Regions from separate parts of the Homo sapiens genome. Here region 1 is linked to region 2. Evidence: chromatin loops called from intact Hi-C (ENCODE). Cell type or tissue: dorsolateral prefrontal cortex. All regions are shown on one strand. Each heading gives the region's core, and the rest is flanking DNA. Links, peaks and the distances in the headings are about the cores only.

Region 1 (8,317 bases), core at 59-8,058, 210 kb before region 2:
GAGGTCTTGCTATGTTCAGGCTGGTGTTGAACTCCTGGGCCCAAACGATCCTCCCAAAGTGCTGGGATTACAGGCACATGCTGGCCTCCCAAAGTGCTGGGAGAGTGCTGGTGTGGTGGCTCACGCCTGTAATCCCAGCACTCTGGGAGACTGAGGCGGGTGGATCACTTGAGGTCAGGAGTTGGAGACCAGCCTGGCCAACATGGTGAGACCCCCATCTCTACTAAAATACAAAAGTTAGCCAGGCATGGTGGTGGGCACCTGTAATCCCAGCTACTCGGGAGGCTGAGGCAGGAGAATCAGTTGAACCCGGGAGGCAGAGGTTGCAGTGAGCTGAGATTGCACCATTGCACTCAGCCTGGGCAACAGAGCCAGGGGGAAAAAAAAAAAAAAAAAAGACTTGCTGCTGTGCCTATTCCTCCTCTCCCATGCTGTCCTGGACCAGCTGGAGGGCTTCACCAGACCTGTCTTGTGCCCCAGGTGACTCATGGTCACCAGACGTGCAGGCTACATTCTAGTCCTCGCTGAGCTTGACCGTCAGCAGCGTTTGACGTGGTCCTCCATCCCTCCATGACATGCTGTCTTCATGTGTCTTCCAGGACACCCACTCTCCTGGGCTTCCTTCCAGCTCACCCCTTCCCCTCTTCCTTTGCAGCTCCCTCTTTTCCCAGACTCTGAACACCAGGTGGGCAGGGGGGGTGCCCAGATCCAGTCTTTGGTCCTCTGTCTCCTCTTTGACACCCACCCACTTGGCAATCTCACCCAGGCTGGTGGCTTTAAACACTGTATCCATGCCAAAGACCCCAATTGCCAAAGCATCTCCAGTCCAGTGCTCCCCCCAAACCCCAGAGACTGTACATCCCACCACCGTCCCACACCCCTTGATGGCTAATATGCTCAAGGTGCCCCAAACTGGACCTCTGACCTCCCCTGACCCAATCATGTGCCCTCCCCATCTCAGTTTATGACAATACCCTACCCCCCTCCCCCTAGCCAGTTGCTCGATCAAAGTCCCACACCCATGCCCAGTCTGCCAGGAAATGCTGCTGGTGTTACCCTCCAGAACCCAATCTCTTATCACTCCCTGCACCCAGCCCGGCCACCGTCAGCTCTCGCCTGCCCCCCTGCAGCAGTCTGCTAATTGGTCACCCACTTTTGCTCTGTCCCCTTCCCAGTGCAGCAGCCAGGGCAATCCTATTAAAATGAATGTTAGGGGCCGGGTGTAGTGGCGCATGCCTGTAATCCCAGCACTTTGGGAGACCGAGGCGGGCGGATCACTTGAGGTCAGGAGTTTGAGACCAGCCTGGCCAATATGGTGAAAGCCCGTCTCTAATGAAAATACAAAAATTAGTCAGGTGTGGTGGCGGGTGCCTGTAATCCCAGCTTCTTGGGAGGCTGAGGCAGGAGAATGGCTTGAACCCGGGAGGCAAAGGTTGCAGTGAGATCGTACTATTGCACGCCAGCCTGGGCATCGCAGTGAGACTCCATCTCAGAAAAAAAAAAAAAGTTAGGTCATGCCACTCTGCTCATAGACCCTTCATGGCTCCCACCTCCCTCTGGTTCAATGTCAAAGTCTCTCCCACCTCCAGCCACCCACTCTCGTCCTAGCTCCCTCCACTCCGGCCAGCCTCACCTCCTGGCTTGAACACACCAGGCATGCATCTGCCTCCGGGCATTCGCACTGGCTGTTCTCTCTTCTGGAACCTGCTTTCCTCAGATAGCCTCAAAACTAAACCTGACTTCCCATGGTAGGCAGGATAATGGCTCCCAAAGCTGTCCATGTCCTCACCCCCAGACTTAGCGTGGCAAAGCCAAGGGACTTTGGAAACAAGAGTTAATTGTGGATCCTGAGATGGAAAGATGATTGGAACTTACCCACGTGGGCCAAGTGTAATCACAGGCAGGGGGGTCGGGGTCAGAGCCAGAGACGACATGGTACTCTCTGCTGCTGGCTTTGAAGGTGGAGGAAGGGGCCACCAGCCAAGGAATGTGGGTGCCTCTAGAAGCTGGAAAGGGCAAGGAAATGGACTCTCGCCTGGATTCTCTCCCCACAGAGCCTCCAGAAGAAACCAGCCCTGCCAACACCTTGGCTTTAGCACATGGAGACTTCTGGCCCACAGAACAGTAGGACGGTGTGTTGTCTTAAGCCCACGGAGCTTGCTGTGCTTTGCAATAGCAACACTTGGGACCTCATGCACTTCCTGGCCTCCAGCAGTCTCTCTTGGCTGCCAGTTTTCCAGGGAGAATTTCCTGACTGTTGGAAATTGCACCTGGCCAACACCCCTGTCCCTGCCCTCCCGATCCCTCCACCGCGATCTTTTTCCTGCAGCACGTTCTCACGTGGTCTGTCATCTGCTGGTTAATTTTGTCGTTTCTCTCCACCGGAGCATCAGCTCTTTGAGGGCAGAGCCCTTTGTCCTTTGGTTCGCTGGGCGCACTCCAGTGCCCAGAACACTGGCTGGACTTAGAAATACCGGCCCGGTACGTGGATGAGTGGTATGAGCCCCACTCCCCACCCTCCCACCGCCCGAACCCTCCCTCCCCTGCCCTGTTAGGAACCAGGATGTTGTTTTCCACCTTTCCTGATATAGAGACAGGGACTGAGATCTGAAAGGGGAAGGACATGCCCAGGGTCTTTCCCTTGTGGCTACTGGCTCTTGCTCCAAGGCTGGGGTTCTGACCTTATGGGCTCCTAGCCCCAGATGTCCCTTATCACATGACTCCCAGAAGCCTCAGAGCTCTGGCGTCCCCACTCTGGGGAGCTTGGCAGCCTTCCTTCAGAGCCAGCCCGTCCTGGGTCCCATCCTGGAGCAGCCACGGTCAAATCCAAGCACACTGGGCAAAGCTGCTGGTGGCAGGAGGAAGGGGCCCTGCCCAGCGGACCCAACCCCCCCCCCCCCCGCCCACATACACAGGTGCCCACAGGTGCCCTGAGAGCTGGGAGCCACAGAGAGCCCCCGCATCCTCTGCTGGGCCTGGTGGCTCCCTCACCACCTGTGCTCCAAGCCTGTGCTCTGCTGGTCAAAAGGGGGCCTCCCCCAACTTCGGAGGTCCTAACATCTCCCTGTGGGGTGAGTGTGTTATTACAGGGTTATGTGCCTTCCCAAGCCTGCTTCTTAGCAGGAGCTTGGGGTGGGGAGGGTCCTTGAAACACGTGGGCCCTGTGCGGGCCTCCAGGAAGGGCGCCAGAGGACCCCCAGGCCGGGGAGCACGGGAACCCGCCTCCATGCTGCTTCTGGAAGGACGGGGAGTGATGGCCACTGGGGGCTCAGGAAGAGCTCGGCCCGGAACCCATCATTGCTCCAACCCGGCCACTCGACGCCTCCATCATCCCTGCTCCTGGCCAGGCACCCTCACCTCTCCTGAGGGCCAGTGGGGCCTCTGCACAGCGATCCCGGTCCCCGCGGGCCCCTGGCAGTACTTGTCCAGACAGCAAAGTGAGGCTTTCACTACGTCGATCGGATCAGCACTCCCAGCTCCAGACCCTCGGGTCCATCGCTGCTTTGCACACCGACGCCCTGAGCGACGCCCTGAGCCCGCCAGAAGCCGCCCACCCAGCGAGCGTGGCCCCGCCCACTCGCTCCGAGAGGCTCCTCCTACTCCATGCCCCGAGATCTCGTTCCCGGCGCCTCGCCCACCCATTTTTTTGTTTTTTTTTGAGATGGCGTCTCGCTCTGTCGCCCAGGCTGGAGTGCAGCGGCGTGATCTCAGCTCACTGCAAGCTCCGCCTCCCGGGTTCACGCCATTCTCCTGCCTCAGCCTCCCGAGTAGCTGGGACTACAGGCGCCCGCCACCACGCCCAGCTAATTTTTTGTATTTTTAGTAGAGATGGGGTTTCACTGTGTTAGCCAGGATGGTCTCGATCTCCTGACCTCGTGATCCGCCCACCTCGGCCTCCCAAAGTGCTGGGATTAAAGGCGTGAGCCACCGCGCCCGGCCTCGGCCACCCATTTTGCAAGGCCTTCGTCCACTCATTCCAGAAGCCCTGCCCACCCCAACCCTGGAAAGCCTTCCCCGGCGCCCCGCCCACCCCATCCCTGGAGAGCCTGTCCCCGGCGCCCCGCCCAGTCACTCCGAGGCCCCGCCCACCCCTGAAGACCCGCCCACAACCCCGAGAGGCCCCGCCCGCAACCACAAGAGGCCCCGCCCAGCCGACCCCTCGGAGCTGACCTGGTCGGCCCCACCCTCAGTGTCCCCCTGTTCCCCCAATGCCCCTGCCTGGAGCCGTGGACTCCCTACCAGCGCCCAGCCAGGAGCCAAAGCAGCTCAGGAAGAGAGGCTTGCTTTTTAAAATTTATTTTAAAACATGAAACCCAAGCTGAATAGAAACCACAGAAATTACATTGACGAGATTTTTAGTATTTGCCAAGAAAAAAAGCCCCCAAAGAAATAAAAATCAGCCCCCAAACCCAGTTCTAAAAAAACAAAAAAACACAGCGACAGTACATACAGCCATGGCCCTACAGAGGCTGGAGGAGGGGGAAATGCAAAATGGTTCAGGCCTCAGTTCCTGGATGTTAAATCACACTGGGGTGGGGGAGGTCAGATGCCCAGGCCGGGGGGGTAAACCAGGAGGCTGAGTCTTAAGGAGATTATATATATATATATTATATATAACAAATATGAAGTGGTTCAGTACACAACCATTATGGTTAAACACAAAACAAAGATCCCACAGGAGAGGCCCTGGTCCCCCGCCTGCCCCCTTGTCTGGGGTTCTGGGGTCCAGGGGGCTGCCTCACCACCCCTCTCAGGGCTGGGGCAGAGCTGGCCCCAGGGCAGGAGCAAATGTTGCTTGGAACTCGAATTGCATAGTGAGATGGGTGGGTGGGCAATGGGCCAGGGGCTGCTCCCAACCAGGCCCATTCACTACCAACCTTGCCATGACATGTGGGGGGCCCTGGGGTAGTGGATGCCTGCTGGGGAGCACTCTCAGTGAGGTAAGCCCCTGGGCTCCTCCCTCTTGTCCCCAGGGCCACCCTGTCCTCCCAACGAGGCTGTGGGCCTGGGGGCTGCAAGACCCCCTGTGCAGGGTGAGAGTGGGGGCTGGCCATGGCAGCAGGCACCAGCCAGATGCCCCAGTAGGTGTGGCGAGGTCATGGGATGGAGTAGTTAGGAACACGGCACCGAAAACTCAGAACAAAAATACAACCAATGGCAGGCGCTCCCCTCCACCTACTGAGGTGGGGTTTGAACCCCTTTTGATTTTCCCCGTTTCCTTTCTTCAACCTTGGTGAGTAGAAAGTCACAGACGGGCACACACGCACACCACGGTCAGGAGTCCCGAGACAGCACGAGGCTGGAAGCCCTGGCCTCACCGCCTCTCACGCTATGTCCATTCACCTGGCAGGCAGCCTCACGGCCATGGACAGCATTTGTGCTTCTGAGCGGTCGCAGGGCGTTTGGCGGGCACCCACGCCAGGGTGCCAGGGCCTCTCTCCTGGCCCTAGGCCTGGAGAACTCCCCTGGCGGGTCAAGCCCAGAGGAAAGACTGGGCAGGTTGGCTGTGGCGGGGCCTCCGAGGGGGGCTCAGAATGTCAGCCAGGCGGGGCCTGAAGCAGAGGCCCCTCCACTGAGGTTTGGTCATGCCTGGGGAGCTCAGACGCCCCGGCTTGGGGCCCCAGGCCCATGGACTCCCCTCCCCACTCTGCCCTCCCATATTCCCCCTTTTTGGTCCCAGACACCAGCACAAAGAAAGGAGGGGTTCACAGAGGAAGGCCAGGGCAGAGCCTGGCCCCAGGGAGGGGATGAGGACATTTCCGGTCCAGGTAGCTGCCGGCTGCTCTGGGAGGAAGAGCCATGCGTCTGTAAACTGCTGGGGCTGGCGGCCCGCCCCACTGCAGGGCCCAGCCTTGACCCCTGCACGTGGCCATCCAGCTGCCCTCTGGCTGCCCCTGGCCTTGGCACAGGCATCGAGCCTCGAGGGCTGGGCTGGCTGGGCCAGGGCCGGGACCGGGAGGGGTAGCACGTCCGATCCTGATGTGGGGTGGCTCTGCCCTCCACGGCGGGAAGCACAGCAAACATCGTACACTAAAGCCAAAAGCACCATTGGGGAGCCTCGCTCCCACTTCATGGGGAGGAGACCGAGGCCACAGGGACCTCAGTCCAAAGCCCGCGGGAGGTTCATTCCCGAGGACAGTCCTCCTGGGGCAGCACCTGCCTGGGGAGGGGTGTCCAGGCCCTTGGGCTGCCTGTCGGTCTGTGGCACCCCCTGGAGCACCCCATGAAGAAACGCTACTGCAGCCTTGACTCCCAGACAGCTGCTCCGGCCTCGGCTCCAGCCCGGACTTGGGCTCACACTGCCGGCTCTGGGCCAGCTAGGGGCACCCGTGGAGTTTGGGGGTGAGGTTAGTGGTTAGTCCCAAGGGGGGACAGCAGGGGCTGAGGGATGTTCACAGCCGGCTCGGGTCCAGCCCCTCAGGCCGGGCTCCTGGGATGCTGTACCTGTCATGGATGGAAATGGAACCAAGAAGGGAGGGAAGGGGGGTGCCAGCGGTCCCCCTCAGCCCGCAGCCCCAGCCTGCCCTAGAGATGACAAATGTGGTTAGTGCAAAGAACGAACCAGACACAGCTGCCCAGTCTCTGGGTGGGGGAAGGGGGTTTGGCACCAAGAAGGCGGCCAGCACTGGGTGGCGGGTGAGCGGCCCGGGCTCCACGTGGCCCCTGCTGTCCACGGAGGGCTGGGGCCTCCAGCAGGGCAGGTGCTGAGGGAGAGAGTGAAGCTGGGGCAACGGAGAGAGGCCCTGCTGGAGGGGGCCTCTGGCAGCCGGCAGGAGGGGTGAGCCTGTGGGTGGGCGGGCTGCACAGGCGAGGAGGGCACTGCAGAGAGATGGGCACGTGGAGGGACCACGGGGTGACCTCAGGGCAGAGATGAGCAGGTGGCACGTGTCCCTGTCCCTCAGTGGCCAGCAGGCGCCAGCACAGAGCGGCCCCAGCCGTGCCTGTGAACTAAGAAGGGGTCCACAGAAGTGCCGGGCGGGAGGAAGGAGAGCTGTGGAGGGAAGGGCCGGGCGGCAACAACACAGGTTGGGTGCGGCCAGGGCTTGTAGGTGCGGCGACCATCTGCAGAGGGAGCGTGCCGGGATAGTGGGTGGCGTGCAGGGCTGGGGCATCGGCTGGCAGCAGCGTTCAGGTGTGACCCGAGTTGGCGGTACGGGCCCAGAGCCCCTGCGTCTCCACTGTGCCCCTGCGGGGAGGGGACAGGAGGGCAAGCGGCCTGCAGACGCGTCTGGGGCAGGCCTGGCACGGCGTGCGAGGGTCCGGTGGGTGGCCCAGGTGGAAGCGGCAGTGCTGGCACGGGGAGGGGAAGTTGGCACGTGGGGTGGGTGGCTGCCGGGCGCGGTCTAGTGGCTGCCGCTGGAGTCAGGGCGAGGCTGGCTCGTGGCGAGGTATTTGGCTCTCATGCTGGAGGTGTACTGGAGGGAGACAAGGGGGAGGCATCAGCAGGGCCCCTGCATGGCGCACGCAGCCAGGGGCGCCTTCCGCGTGGTCCTCACTTGGCTGAGCCAACAGCCCTGGGGGCAGAATGGGACAGTACAGGGTGCCCTGACAGAGCCTATAGGGAGGGGCTAAGGAGGGGCCGCTGGCTGGGGGCCCCTGCGCTCTAGGTCTGGCTGAGGCTGAGGGAGGGGCAGCCCCCGAACTCTCCAGGCTCAGGACAGGGGATGTCTCCTCTGAGGAGGGGCGTACACACAGCCTCCCATGCCCACACCAGCGGCATTTGGGCATTGGGCCAGGCAGAGTTCTGCCACCCCCAGGAGCCACAGCTCCAAGGCCCTACCTGCACCTTACGCACCCAGGACCTGAAGGACACAAACCAGCCACCCTCCAGGGCCGGGCCAAGGCCTCCTCCGGGCTCAGGGCCGGGTCCACCTACAGCCAGGCCACAGCATGCAGGAGTACGGAGGCCCCAGCCTGAGGACATCCCCCGGGCTACTCTGCCCCTTCACGCCATGGAAGGAGGGCCCCTTAAGCCACACAGGAGGCTGGAGCAATGCAGCCCCCCCTCCCGTGGGGGACCCAACTGTGGGCTCCTGGGGGTCTTGGACTTAGGAACAGAGGCGGCTGCAGGGGGCGCTGTCCTGTGCCTGGCTCTGCAGCTGGCCTGCACCTCGTGGGTGCCCTCGTCCAGGCAGGAGTGTGAAGGTCTTGAGTGCACGTGTGTGTGCAAGAGAATGCATGTGTGTGCTCACAGAGAAACCCACATGTGCGAGGCATGTGCTGAGGCCAAAGGACCCACAGGCCTGGCACGTGTCAGGGGCCGGCGGCAGTGAGGAGACCTGGCAGGCTGGCTCCCATCCCAGGAGGGCTTCAGAAC
Region 2 (8,317 bases), core at 57-8,056:
GAGACTTGTGAGACAATATGAACTGTGCCAACATGCATGTAATGGCAGTCCCAGGAGAGAAAAAGGGGCAGAAAAAGTATTTGAAGACAAAAATGGCCAGACATTTCCCAAATTTGATTAAAACAACATTCATCTACAAATTGAAGAAGCTCAGTCAACTCAAAGTAGGATAAATACAAAGAGATCTAAAACTAGACTCCATCTCAAAAAAAAAGTAATAAAAAAAAGAGAGAGAGAGAACATACAAATGATCAAATTCAGGAATTAAAGAGCGTATGTCACGGACCCTGCAGAAACTAAAAGGCTTCTTAGAGAATATTATGAATGCTTTATACCAACAAAGTAAAATACTTAGATGAAATGGATGAATTCCTATAAAGGCACAAACTTTAAAAAGTGACTTAAGAAGAAACCAAAAATTGGAAAAGATCTGTAACAACGAAAGACATTGAACTAGTCATTTAAAATCTTCTCGGCCGGGCGCGGTGGCTCATGCCTGTAATCTCAGCATTTTGGGAGGCCGAGGCGGGCGGATCACAAGGTCAGGAGATGGAGACCATCCTGGCTAGGACGGTGAAACCTCGTCTCTACTAAAACTACAAAAAATTAGCCGGGCGTGGTGGCGGGCGCCTGTGGTCCCAGCTACTCGGGAGGCTGAGGCAGGAGAATCGCTTGAACTCAGGAGGTGGAGGTACAGTGAGCCAAGATTGCGCCACTGCACTCTAGCCTGGGCGACAGAGCAAAACTCCATATCAAAAAAAAAAAAAATCTTCTCACAAATGAAAGTTCAACCCAGATAGATTCACTGGTAAATTCTACCAAGTACTGAAAGAGAAATAATGCCAAATCTTTCGTAGAATAAAAGAGGAGGAAGCGTTTCCTACCTCACTCTGTGAAGCCGGTACTATCCTTCCACCAAGGTCAGAAAATGATGCAACAAGAAAAGTACAGAGGACTAGCCTCATGAACATAGACACAAAAATCTTTAACAAAAGATTACAAACCGAATCAGCAGCATATACAGATGATCACACGGCCGGGCGCGGTGGCTCACGCCTGTAATCCCAGCACTTTGGGAGGCCAAGGTGGGCGGATCACGAGGTCAGGAGATCGAGACCATCCTGGCTAACACGATGAAACCCAGTCTCTACTAAAAATACAAAAATTAGCCGGGTGTGGTGGCTGGCGCCTGTAATCCCAGCTACTGGGGAGGCTGAGGCAGAAGAATGGTGTGAACCCGGGAGGCGGAGCTTGCAGTGAGCCGAGATCGCGCCACTGCACTCCAGCCTGGGTGAGAGAGCGAGACTCCGTCTCAAAAAAAAAAAAAAGATCACACACGAGGACCAACTGGGATTTACTCCAGGAATGCAAAGTTGGTTTAATATTCAACAATCAATTTCTTTCTTTCTTTTTTTTTTTTTTTTTTTGAGAGATGGGGTTGCCTGTTTCCCAGGCTGGAGTGCAGTGGCGCAATCTCAACTCACTGCAAGCTCTGCCTGCCGGGTTCAAGTAATTCTCCTGCCTCAGCCTCCCGAGTAGCTGGGATTACAGATGCCTGCCACCAAGCCTGGCTAATTTTTCTTTTTTATTTTTAGTAGAGACAGGGTTTCACCGTGTTAGCCAGGATGGTCTTTCGATCTCCTGACCTTGTGATGCACCCACCTCGGCCTCCCAAAGTGCTGGGATTACAGGCGTGAGCCACTGCGCCCAGCCCTCAACAAGCAATTTCTGTAATACATCACATTGATGAAATAAAAGACAAAAACCACATGACCATCTCAATAGCTACAGGAAAAGCACTTGAGAAAATCTAACCCATTTAAGATAGATACGCACAATAAACTAGAAATAGAAGGGAATTTCCTCAGGCTGATAAAGGCATCTATGAAAAATGTACAGCTAATATGTATATTATATATAAAGTATTATATATGAAAATATTTTATATTATATAAAATATATACAATATATTAAAATTTTTGTATTTAATATATATACATTTCTGAAGACAGAGTCTTACTCTGTTGCCCAGGCTGAAGCACAGTGGCACAATCATAGTTCATTGCAGCCTTGACCTCCTGGGCTCAAGGGACCCTCCTGTCTCAGCTTTTCAAGTAGCTGGGACTACAGGTGCACACCACCACACTCAGCTAACTTAAATTTTGTTTGCATTTTTTATGGGATCTTGCTGTGTTGCCCAGGCTGGTCTCAAACTCCTAGGCTCAAGCAATCCTCCTGCCTTGACCTCCCAAAGTGTTGGGATTGCAGGCGTGAGCCACTGTGCCTGGCCCAGCTAAAGTATATAACAGTAAATCCCAGAATATTTTCCCTCTAACAGGGGGACAAAGCGAGTGGGACATCTGATGCGCTACTGTTATTCAGCATTATACTGCAGGCTCTACTCAGTGTGATAAGGAAAAACAAAAATGAAATAAGACAAAACAAAGACATTAAAAGCATCCAGATTGGAAAGGAAAAAGTAAAACTATCTTTATGCACAGATGATGGTCCTGTATATCCTAAGAAATCAACCCCAAAGCTATTAGAACTAATAAAGCTTAGTAAGGTGGCAGGATATAAGATGAATGTATAAAAACAAATTGTAGGCTGGGCCTGGTGGCTCACACCTGTAATCCCAGCACTTTGGGAGGCCGAGACAGGCCAGTCACCTGAGGTCAGGAGTTTGAGACCAGCCTGACCAACATGGTGAAACTCATCTCTACTAAACATACAAAAATTAGCCGGGCGTGGTGGTGGGCACCTGTAATCCCAGCTACTCGGGAGGCTGAGATAGGAGAATCGCTTGAACCCAGGAGGCGGAGGTGGCAGTGAGGCAAGATTGTGCTACTGCACTCCAGCCTGGACAACAAGAATGAAACTCCGTCTCTAAATAAATAAATAGATAAATAAATAAATAAATAAATAGTGTTTTATTTTATATATACTGGCAACAAACATTCTGAAAATAGAAATAAGAGAACAATTTCATTCACAATAGCATAAAGAATAACAAAATACTTAGGAATAAATGTAACAAAAAAAGTGCAAGGCTTATATGCTGAAAAAGACAAAATATTGTTGAGACAAATTAAAAGAGGCTTAAGTAAATGGAGACGGGGCCCATGTTCAAGGATGGATGGGCAGTGCTCCTCGAATTGATCTACATATTCAGCACAATCCCGGCCAGGTGTGGCGGCTCATGCCTGTAATCCCAGCACTTTGGGAGGCTGAGGCAGGAGGAATTCAACCCTAAGACCAGCCTGGACAACACAGTAAAACCCCATTTCTACAAAAAAAAAAAAAAAAAAAAAGTCAGGCCTGGTAGCGCATGCCTATAGTCCTAGCTACTCAGGAGGCTGCAGCAGGAGGATCCCTTGAGCCCGGGAGGTTCTAGGCTGCAGTGGTGCGATCACAGCTCACTGCATCACTACACTCCAGCCTGGGCAACAGAGCAAGACCCTGACAAAGGGACGAGGAGGGGAGGGGAGAGGGAGGGGATGGGGGAGGGGAGGGAGGGAGTGGGGAGGGGGAGAGAAAGGAAGGAAGGAAGAAGGGGGGAAGGGAGGGAGGGAAGGGAGGGAGGAAGGAAGGAAAGAAGAAGGAAAAGAAAGAAGGAAAGAAAAAGGAAGGAAAGGGGAGGGGAGGAGAGGGGAGGGGAGGGGAGGGGAGGGGAGGGGAGGGGAGGGGAGGGGAGGGCAGGGCAGGGCAGGGCAGGGCAGGGCAGGGCAGGGCAGGGCAGGGCCGGGCAGGGGAAACTGGGGAGCCCCCGTGAGGCCGGCCCAGGGCCGGGCAGGGGAAACTGGGGAGCCCCCGTGAGGCCGGCCCCAGCTCTTCACAGCCCTGGGACTGGGTTTTCCGGCTCAGCTGTGTCATTTGCTGAGTGGCCGCTGCTTCCAGCTTCTGACCTGCGGTTGCTGCCTCCTTCCCCCGACAAGTCCTTGTGCCCCCAGAGCCACTGACTGGTGGGAAGAGATGCCACGTTCCTGCCCTTGGGGCCACCTCAGCCCACTGGACTGTGTGTGCTCGGCCACCTGTGGGGGAGGGGCTCAAAGAGTGGCCTCAGCCAGCGTGGTCCTGGCAGCGCGTCTTGGGGCTTCAGGCCTGGGGAGTCGGAGCCACTCAGCTCCTTGAGTCCCCCAGAGGGGCCCAGAGCAGTGACCCAACAGCAAGTGAGTGGTGGAGTCAGTGTGAACTTGGTTCAAACTGGAAACAGGTCGCCCTCACGGACAGTGTTTGGTGGGAGGAAGACAGCTCTGGCCAGCATGGCCAGCATGGTGCTGAGGGCGCTGTGGGGCCCAGCAGACAGGAATCACGAGGGCGTCAGAGCCTGGGTGACCAGGCCCAGCCCTGCCACGGTGCCCCCAGATCACCCAGTGCCCTCCTGGTCCAGCCGCCCAGGGGGCTGAGCAGCCACTTCCTGTGCCCCCCACGGCCTGTCCAGAACCGGGACTGTACAGCCACCCACACAGGGACCGTGTCTCAGAGGCCCGGGAGGGTGGCCTCAGGGCTGGAGGGATGCTCACTCGGGTGGCCTCAGGGCTTTCGGACCCACGGGGGACATTGCATTACCAGGTTCACATGCGCTTTGGCCGGCCACCCCATGCCCTGCGTGCAGCCGCGTTTAGCCAAGGGTGCGCCGCAGGTCGCGTTCCTGAGCCGTGGCTGCCCCCTGGTGGAAGATGCCCAGGGCCCGGCCTGCCCAGCTCCATGCAGCCCCTCCAGGAGCCCTGTGCCAGGCTGCAGGCCCAGGACTCAGAGGTGGATCCACCCGAGGGAGCTCCTCTAAATGGCCCGGCTCACACCTTCCTCGGGCAGGCACAGGTCTCACTGGTTGGGGGGAATAGTTGCGTCAGCCATTCCTGGGGCAGTGGAAGGTCTGGGGGCCACTCCCAGGGCTGCGGGACAGGCTCAGCATTGTGGCCAGAATCAAAGAGGCCCGGAAGCACCCTGCCCGGGACAGAGAGCCAAGATCCTGGAACAGGGCCAGGCGCAGTGGCTCACACCTGCAATCCTACCACTTTGGGAGGCTGAGGCAGGCAGATCACCTGAGATCAGGAGTTCGATACCAGCCTGGCCAACATGGCGAAACCCCATCTCTACTAAAAATACAAAACAGCTGGGCATGGTGGCAGGCGCCTGTAATCCCAGCTACTCAAGAGACTGAGGCAGGAGAATCGCTTGAACCCGGGAGGTGGATGTTGCAGTGAGCCGAGATCGTGCCACTGCACCTCAGCCTGGGTGACAGGGCGAGAGTCTGTCCCCCCAAAGAAAAAACCCACAAGGGGCTGAGCTGCCACCCCTGCGGGGGTCCAGGAGATGCCAGGCCAGGCTGGGGGAAGCTGAGAGCAGCCCACCTCCCCCAAGCCCTGCAGGCTTGGGCTCAGCACCGTGTGGACCTGACGGGAGTTTCCCATGATTCTGGGCTCAAAATGCTGGGTGCCTGGGAGAGGGTGGGGGGCGGTGGGACATACCAGCTTGGATGAGAGCCCTGGGCCCCAGGCGTGCACCTGTGTCCTGCTACAAAGACGGGCAGTGGGGCGGAAGCAGCCACGGGCTGAGACACTGGATGTGTGCAAGTGTGTACGTAGGTGCCTGTGTGCTGTGTATATCAGTGAGGGTGAAATGGGTATTTTCTTCCTGTTCCCCAGGGAGTGGGGGGCCCCGAGGAAATTCGGGTCATGCCGGAGATGAAGAAGCTACACTGTCACGGACGTCCGGGTGGGTCGCGTGTCTGAGACCCCACACAGGAAGGAGCTGGAAGCCTTGGGTGAGGAGGCTACAGCTCCAGGAGCTCCTGCCTGTGCCTGCCTGCCTGGAACGCTCAGAGGCATCCCCCAGCCCTGCAGGGGCCCCTTCCACTGTCCCTCCTCAGCTGGCACCCTTGTGGGAAGGTGTGGAGAGCTGCCACCTCGGCCCCAGGGAGGGAATTCTTTACGCTTTTTTTTTTTTTTCCAGATGGCGTCTCACTCTGTCGCCCAGGCTGGAGTGCAATGGCGCAATCTCGGCTCACGGCAACCTCCAACTCTCGGGTTCAAGCGATTTTCCTGCCTCAGCCTCTTGAGTAGCTGGGATTACGGGCATGTGCCACCACACCCAGCTTATTTTTGTATTTTTAGTAGAGACGGGGTTTCACCTTGTTGGCCAGGCTGGTCTCGAACTCCTGACCGCAGGTGATCCACCCGCCTCAGCCTCCCAAAGTGCTGGGATGACAGGTGTGAGCCACCGCACCCAGCCTGGTTTCTGTAGGGCAATGACCTTGAGACCTCCCCTACACACTGATACAAGGGGGTCAGGGTCTTCCGAGTCCACACTCATCTCTGCATGTGGACTGTGCTCAAGCCCCACTCCACCCACCTGAGGAAAGGACCTCTTTGCTCTCTCTGCTACCCTGGTCACAGCCAGAAGCCAGCGTGAGGCACCAGCCACTGTCTGAGGACACATGAACCTGCACTTCCAGCTGGTCATTGGCCCACGCCTTCCTGTAAGAAAACGACACACAGATGCCCTTGCACCCGTGCACACACAGGTGCACACACAGGTGCACACACGCACACCCCTGAGTCTTGCAGCCAGACTGCACACACAGGGACCCTGTTGCTGTCTCCACACTCCCACCAGACCCAAGCTCAGGGAAGGGCTGGGAAGTGTGACTGCTGCCGGCCCCAGTTCTTTTTTAATATGGGAGGTATCTGGACAATACGGAGCCCGATTCCATTCAAGATGTGACCAGGCCAGGCACGGCAGCTCAGGCCTGTAATCCCAGCACTTTGGGAGGTCAAGGCAGGGGGATTGCTTGAGCCCAGGAGTTTGAGACAAGCCTGGGCAACACAGCAAGACCCTGTCTCCACAAAATATAAATTTAGCCAGGCATAGTGGCAGGCACCTGTGGTCTCAGCTACTCAGGAGGTTGAGGTAGGAGGATGGCTTGAGCCTGGGAGGTGGAGACTACAGTGAGCCATGATCATGCCACTGCACCCCAGCCCTGGGCCACAGAGCAAGGCCCTGTCTCAAAAAATGTATATTTAAAAAGAAGGCTGGGTGCAGTGGCTCATGCCTGTAGTTCCAGCACTTTGGGAGGCCAAGAAGGGTGGATCACCTGAGGTCAGGAGTTCGAGACCAGCCTGGCCAACATGGTGAAACCCTGACTCTACTAAAAATACAAAAATTTAGCCCGGCGTGGTGGCAGACGCCTGTAATCCCAGCTACTCGGGAGGCTGAGACAGGAGAATCACTTGAATCGGGAGGCAGAGGCTGCAATGAGCAGAGATCGTGCCACTGCACTCCAGCCTGGGCGACAGAGCGAGACTCCATCTCTAAATAAATAAATAAATAGAAATGAGCCTAGGAGTTCAAGGCTGCAGTGAGCTATGATCACACCACTGCACTCCAGCATGGGCAACAAGAGCGAAACTCTGAAAGAAAAAGAAAGGAAAGGAAAAGGGAAGGAAAAAGGAAGGACAAGGAAAGGGAAGGGAAGGGAAAGGGAAGGGAAGGGAAAGGGAGACATGACCAGTCTGCTAGGCAGAGCAGGTTTTGGCCTCCTCACCAGCTGAGATTCAGAATTGCTCGAAACCCCTGCAGAAGGTTACACCAGCTTTTCTCTGCCAGTCTTCACCCACATCGCAGACATTCTCCAAGAAGTGGGGGAAGAAGCTGAGGGTGGGTGGCCGGTGTCCCCTAAAGCCGCGGGGACAGAAGGCGGGCTGCTCTGCCCCCAGGTCTTATCGGCTTTCATAGGAGGAATGGGTTTTGTTCAGTCCCGGGTAGAGAAGACATTGCCATTTACTGAGATCCAGCTGCATATGACACAGAAGAGGACGTGGTGCTCTGTGAGGTCCTGAGCTTCGAGGTTTGGACAAGGACTGGTGGGTGCCATTAACAGGGGGCAGATTCGGACGGGTATAAGAATGAAGTTGGTTATCCAGCCTGGCAGGGGCTATGGGAGAGGGAGCCCGCCATTCAAGGGGTGCAAGGGGAGGCAGAGACAACCTGCCGGGAAGGCACCTGGCGAGAGCAGGGTCTCCCCAACTCCACACTTCCTGGTCCAGTTCCTTTATTGTTCAAATTTAAAATATGTTTGTGGCCAGGCACGGCGGCTCATGCCTGTAATCCTAGCATTTTGGAAGGCCGAGGAGGGCGGATCACTTGAGACCAGGAGTTCGAGACCAGCCCGACCCACATGGCGAAATCCTGTCTCTACTAAAAAGAGAAAAATTAGCCGGGCATGGTGGTGTGTGCCTATAGTCCCAGCTACTTGGGGAAGAAGCGCTTGAACCCAGGAGGTGGACGGTGCAGGGAGCTGAGAGCTGAGGTCGCA

What was found. A loop is a pair of places that touch in the nucleus more often than their neighbours do. Peaks named below come from ENCODE experiments on the same cell type or tissue, not always from the same donor. Only the 100,000 strongest peaks of a DNase experiment are listed, where the experiment ranks them.
Region 1: it touches region 2 in a loop (2.5-fold over the local background); 2 of 110 quality-filtered maps call a loop at or near these places.

Annotation. Positions count from the first base shown.
Region 1 is chr7:2,660,766-2,669,082 of GRCh38, reverse strand. TTYH3 (tweety family member 3) reads right to left here. Exons shown (of 14, transcript NM_025250.3): 14 at 4,281-7,415. The coding sequence ends at 7,344. Among named protein-coding and RNA genes, the nearest start is that of AMZ1, 23 kb to the left of the region's middle. RefSeq lists enhancers at 3,914-4,208, 7,872-7,971, 8,052-8,121. In dorsolateral prefrontal cortex, for the core only: no CTCF peak of the experiment used is centred there; no DNase peak of the experiment used is centred there.
Region 2 is chr7:2,447,932-2,456,248 of GRCh38, reverse strand. It overlaps CHST12 (carbohydrate sulfotransferase 12), which reads right to left. Exons shown (of 2, transcript NM_018641.5): 2 at 7,765-8,317. Among named protein-coding and RNA genes, the nearest start is that of GRIFIN, 24 kb to the left of the region's middle. RefSeq lists silencers at 3,696-3,775, 7,603-7,786 and enhancers at 3,704-4,357, 4,358-5,013. In dorsolateral prefrontal cortex, for the core only: CTCF peaks have their summits at 4,456 and 4,667 (motif pointing left); DNase peaks (open chromatin) are centred at 3,988, 4,254 and 4,648; H3K4me3 peaks cover 1,095 bases; H3K27ac peaks cover 626 bases.